2 separate regions of the Mus musculus genome follow, and region 2 is linked to region 1. A link is a contact called in ENCODE POLR2A ChIA-PET data. All regions are on one chromosome and are shown on one strand. The core of a region is the stretch at or near the end of the contact, and the rest is flanking DNA. Distances in the headings are between cores, read along the strand shown.

Region 1 (2,700 bases), core at 160-2,659:
AGCAGGGAATCAATCCAACGGGAGAGAGCTAGGAGACAGAGATGTAAGAGAGGCCCCCTTTCCTGTCCTGTCTCAGAGACCGGCTAGGAACGCTGGGTGGGGGAGCCTCCACACTGAACATCCCTCCCTGGCTCCTTTTACTTTAATTATTTTAGTCTAGAAACAAATCTGTCAAAAGCTGGCTATCTGAAGCACACAGCGCACAGAAAGGTGCTGGGCGTGTGGGCCTGTAATTTCAGCACTTGGGAGGCTGAGGCAGGAGGATTGGCCGGAGTTTTTATGGGCAGTCTGGATTACAGAGTGAGACTCTGTCACGAGAATACAAACAACCCCCCCCCCGCACGCCCCCCCCCCCAAGTACAAGTGGTTCCACACCCTGGTCCCTCCACCCGCTTGATCCGATTCCTTCGCTTCCCTTCCAATACATAAAGAAACTCAAGGGCCGGTTAAAAGTCAGCCAGAGCACAGCAAGTCACAACAGCGAGTGAGGCTGGAAGTGACGTCTCAAACCTAGCGGTCCGAAGTTAGCTGGTGCGGAGACCTCTCGGCCTTCAGCCCCGGGACAGCGCCACACCAGGGCTCGCCGCCTCCAAACTTATCCTAACACACTTTCGCTCACAGCGCTCTACGCGGTCATGCTGCCCAGATCTCTGCTCCGGGGAGCGCAAGGCGACCTCCAGCGGCTGTGCCGGACCTCCGTTCGAGCGTCCGGTCTTCATTCATTTAGCTCGATACCGGGAGCAGCGCTTCAACAAGCCGCGGCCACTGCGCCTCTACGCGGACTTAGGAGGGACCCGCTCCGAGTCCAGGGTCCGGGACAAGAAGTGATGGATGGAAGAGGGGACCCCGATCGCCAGAGTGTGAGTCACCTCCGCGCACCAGCACCCACCTTCCACCCAGACGACCTCTCCTAGTTGCAAACTGAGAGCGCAACTCCTCCGTCCCTGGGCATCTTTCACGCCTCGAGTCAAAAGAGAAAGTTCGTTCTTTCACTTTACCAGAAACTTTTTACCAGCTAAGAACGGCAGCGGCAAAGAGCGGCTCAGCCGAGCGACTGTGGCACGGACACTAGGGCTTCAGTCTCCGGTGGCGCAAGGGTCCCGGGACTGGTCACCAGAGGGGAACTTAGGGTGAGGAGGGCAGCGCTCCTCGGTGTGGCTCTAACTCACCTCCAGTCTTCGCTCGGGGCGGCCAGGGTCCAGAGAGCGGCCAGAGGCGGGTGGTCTGTCCCGCCGGCGGGCGAGCGCCAAGGACTCTGCCGGAGCGCGGGTTAGCCGATTGGCTCCACTGGGGAAGCACCGTGCGCGGCGTCTCGCTGAGTGAGACTGTGGCTGGGAGCGCGTTGCATCACCCCTTTTAAAGCCCTCGCGTTGGCAGGGAGCCCGCTTAACTCCAGGTTACCAATCCCAGGCTGACGTAATGCTATTAATAGCTTCCAGGGAGAACTGGCCAGAGGAGGGGTGAAGGAGGGACGGGGGCGGGGCAAAAGGTGGGTGGAGACCGCGGACTTGGTGATGCAAGTGCGAGAAGGGGCGGTCACGGCGCGTCCTGCGTTCCTCGCACGCCCGGGACACACACACCCGCCCGCCCTCTATCTCCTTATCAGGCTGGGAGCCGCCCGGGCGCACCGCCAGATGTGCGTATTCGCCGCTGCGTGTTCCAGGCATGAGCCAATGGTGCCCAAGCCAGCGGCATGACTCCACCGCCCTGGCATCTCTCCCTCCGCTAGGTTGGGGAAGGGGGGGTGGTGGTGCTGGGAGGCGGATCCTGGCAGTGGCCCAGACTAGGTGAGGCTGGGAAGCGGGCACGACCTTTCTCTAAAATGTGTGGTCATTTTTCTAAAACTTCAGGAAAATGTGCCTTCTTTGACCAGCGGCCTAGCCTAAGGAGGGGGCGGGGAAGGGATAGCGGTGACAATCTCCCGCGTGAAGGAGGTGCCCAAAGTTACACTCCGATGAATCCACACCGTTACCCGCCACTGTGACCTCCTCTGCCGGGGACCCAGCTAGCAGCTGTGGGTTAACGTAGACATTCGGCAGCCTCGTGCTCCCACGCCCACGGCCCCCGAACTCGCTAGGAACCCGAAGTGCTAGTGACCGGACGCGGTCAGTTCGGTTGTTGTTTTTATTTTTAATAACAACCACAAAACGTTTTTAAATGAACAGGGAATTCTCCACGAAAGCAAGAGCGTAGAAAGAGGAAAGATTTGGAGAGATCAGAGCCACCTAGCGCAGGGATAAGAAAGGGCTGGAAAAAGGCGGCTCGGCTAGTCTGGGAAAGAGGACGCTTTGATCTCTACGCTCCCGGTTTGGGCGGGGGTGGGGGTCCGCCTGGATATCAGGAAAGAAAAACCGGCTCCAGGTTTCGAGTGTCTGTCTGCAGGAACAGAGGGCTCTAGGGATACGGTGGCCGGGACTGAACGCGCACCGCTTAAAGCCGGAACACCGAGCCCTCTTGTACTCAAATCTGGTGGCGGGAAAGGCTGGGCAAAGGACTCGATTTCAGGCCAAAGCCTCAGCAGACCTGGGTTTGAAACTTGAAATTAGTTTCCCGGTTCTGACCCAGTAATTCCGAGGGTCTGAGCTGAGCGCAAGACCCTGAGCGGGACTCCATAGCTCATCAAGGGTTACACGTGCACAGACTGCGGCCCAGGAATCGCACACCTGCCTGGCAGACTTTGGCGGGCACATGTGGGGCAGG
Region 2 (2,700 bases), core at 6-2,505, 130 kb after region 1:
TTGGGCTGCAGAGATAGCTCAGCAGTTTAGAGCACTGACTGCTCTTCCAGAGGTCATGAGTTCAAATCCCAGCAACCACATGGTGGCTCACGACCATCTGCAATGAGATCTGATGCCCTCTTCTGGAGTGTCTGAGGACAGCTACATTGTACTTGTATATAATAAATAAATAGACGGGAGCAAGCGCGGCCAGAAAAAAAAAAAAAGCAGCGGTCCTCAACCTTCCTAACGCTGCAACTCTAAACAGTTTCACATGCGGTGGTGACCCCCACAACCATAAAATGATTTCCATTGCTACTTCATCATTGTAATTTTGCTACTGTTATGAATCCTAATGTAAGCATCTGTGTTTTCTGACAGTCTTAGGACCCACAGGCTGAGAACCACTGGCCTCAGCTTTCATCCCTAAAGATCTGTTTTGGGAGAGACCCTTGCATATTTGGTCTATGTAAGGTTCGCTAACACCGAAGCTAGGGAGCTCAGGGCACATAGATTCAGCGAAGCAACACGGGTCCTTCCCTCCTGTACCACTGAGCACGTGCCTCAGTTTCCCTATCTGTAAAGGTAGGGGATTAATTCCTGGAATCACTACAATGCCAAGAGACCGGTTCTTCCTAACTGGATTCAGGCTTCCTCCCCATCTAAAGCAGCTACCCATATCGGGTAGTGTTATTTCCTCCTTTGCGTTCATCCCCACCAGCCCAGACACTAAATGGGGTCTGAAGGGTGAGCTTCAGTAGGCCCGGGACACCGGGGCAGGAAAGGAAAGGCTTGGATCATCCTGCCGGCCCCAGACCCCCCTAGCTCAGTGCGCACTCTCAGGCCGGTCACTTTGCACAAACTGTAGGCCGTGTGACCCCAGCTCACCCTCACACTAAAATCTAGAAGGGTCTGAGGTCTGTACTCAGACCCACAGCGACAAGGCGGGGCGGAGGAAGCGCGGGGTGGGGCGTCAGGGCGACGCCCTGCCTCCACCCGGCCTCGCGTGGGTCCCCGCCACCAGTCAGCTCGGGACAGCCGCCGGCCCAGGCCGCGCCGCCTACCTCCTCGCCGCCGTAGCGGGCCAGCTCCTCCTCGGTGAAGAGCCGCACCGGGGGCCCGCGCTCTGCGGGGCGCGGCGTCTGCCCAGCCCAGGCTGAGGGCACTGGGACCAGAGCCAGCGCCAGGACGAGCGCCGCCAGCAGCCGCAGCCGCCACCAGGGCGCGGGGCGCGCCATAGACAGCGAGGAGCAGGCGGGAGGACGGCGGGGCGGGGCGGAGCACAGTCGGCTCCTAGGGAGGGGCCCTGTAAGACAGGACCCAGCCTTATCAATTTGTCCTCTCCTCCTTTCTCTCTGACGCTAAGTCCTACTACATAGCCTGTAATGTTCTTGAACTGGTGGCTATCCTTCTGCCTCAGTCTCCAGAGAATTGGGATTATACACTAGTGGCACCAGGCCCGAGTAACTTGCCCCCCCTTCCTTCCTTCCTTCCTTCCTTCCTTCCTTCCTTCCTTCCTTCCTTCCGTCCTTCCTTCCTTCCTTCCTTCCTTCCTCCCTTCCTCCCTCCCTCCCTTCCTTCTTTCTTCTCTCCATCCCTTTCCCTTACTCCCTTCCTCTCCTCCCTCTCCTTCCCCCATCTTTCATTCCTTCCTTCCCTCACTCTCTTCCTTCCTCTTCCCCATCTGTCTTTCCCTCGTTCCTTTCTTTTCTTTTTTCCTTTCCTTTCCTTTCCTTTCCTTTCCTTTCCTTCCCTTCCCTTCCTCTCCTATCCCTTTCCCTTCCCTTCCATTCCCTTCCTCTCCTATCCCCTTCCCTTCCCCCCCCCCTTCCCTTCCCTTCCCTTCCCTTCCCTTCCCTTCCCTTCCCTTCCCTTCCCTTCCCTTCCCTTCCTTTCCTATCCCCTGTCCTTCCCCTCCCTTCCTTTCCTTCCAGGATTTCGTTCTGTTTTTCAGGCTGGCTATGTCCCAAGGCTGACCTTGCAGGGATCTTCCTAGCCTGGCTCTTTTATAGAATTGTGTTGCAACGAACATGATTATGGCTTTGAAGGCTGTGCCAAACTCACAACACATTATCTGCTTTATACCGAGTCGCAGAATCTCAAGGTTGAAGAGGCCCTTCTAACTCCCAGGGTGAAATATCACAGCCTTCTTGAGGCCTAACACATCTTGACAATATCTCTGGCCTTGAGCACTCTGGCTGCTCCAGCCTCTTCTCGCTCTGCAGGCCTGTGTGTCAGGAAGCCAAAAGATTCTTCCTGCAATTTCTCCTGACCACATGAAATGCGCTGCCTGTTCTCCCAGAGGTCCTGGATTCTACACTTACACGGCAGTTCACAAGCATTTGTAACTCCAGTCCCAGGGGCCCTGACACCCTTTCTGGCCTCTGCAGGCACCAGGTACAAATGTGGTATACAAGCAAAACAGCCATACATATAAGTAAAATTTAAAAAGAATGTAGAAATTATTTTCCAATAATGTTTCCTAGTATTTATTTCTTAGCTGTATCCAACAGGAAAGCAGACTGCTGGCCACACAGGTGACAGAGGCTGAGGCTGAGACCTGTGGCAGAGAAGACCAGCCACAGGGAGGAGGAGGTGTGGCTCACATGTCTGGAGCTATGAAATAAGAGGCTAGAATCTTGGGAGGGAAGCTGGAGTTTGATGGCTGCTGTGGTCTAAGGCAGGGAATGGATGCTCACAGCGGATCCCCTGCTCTCCCTT

What was found. ChIA-PET counts read pairs that join two places held with the same protein, here RNA polymerase II (POLR2A).
Region 2: POLR2A ChIA-PET joins it to region 1 with 19 read pairs in Patski. The contact joins the promoter of Nenf here to the promoter of Atf3 in region 1. POLR2A ChIA-PET finds 5 or more read pairs at or near these places in 2 of 5 experiments (Patski and embryonic stem cell).

The regions. Positions count from the first base shown.
Region 1 is chr1:191,181,924-191,184,623 of GRCm38, forward strand. It overlaps Atf3 (activating transcription factor 3), which reads right to left and starts at 1,410. Exons shown (of 4, transcript NM_007498.3): 1 at 1,170-1,410.
Region 2 is chr1:191,316,876-191,319,575 of GRCm38, forward strand. Nenf (neuron derived neurotrophic factor) reads right to left here and starts at 1,256. Exons shown (of 4, transcript NM_025424.3): 1 at 1,044-1,256. The coding sequence starts at 1,217.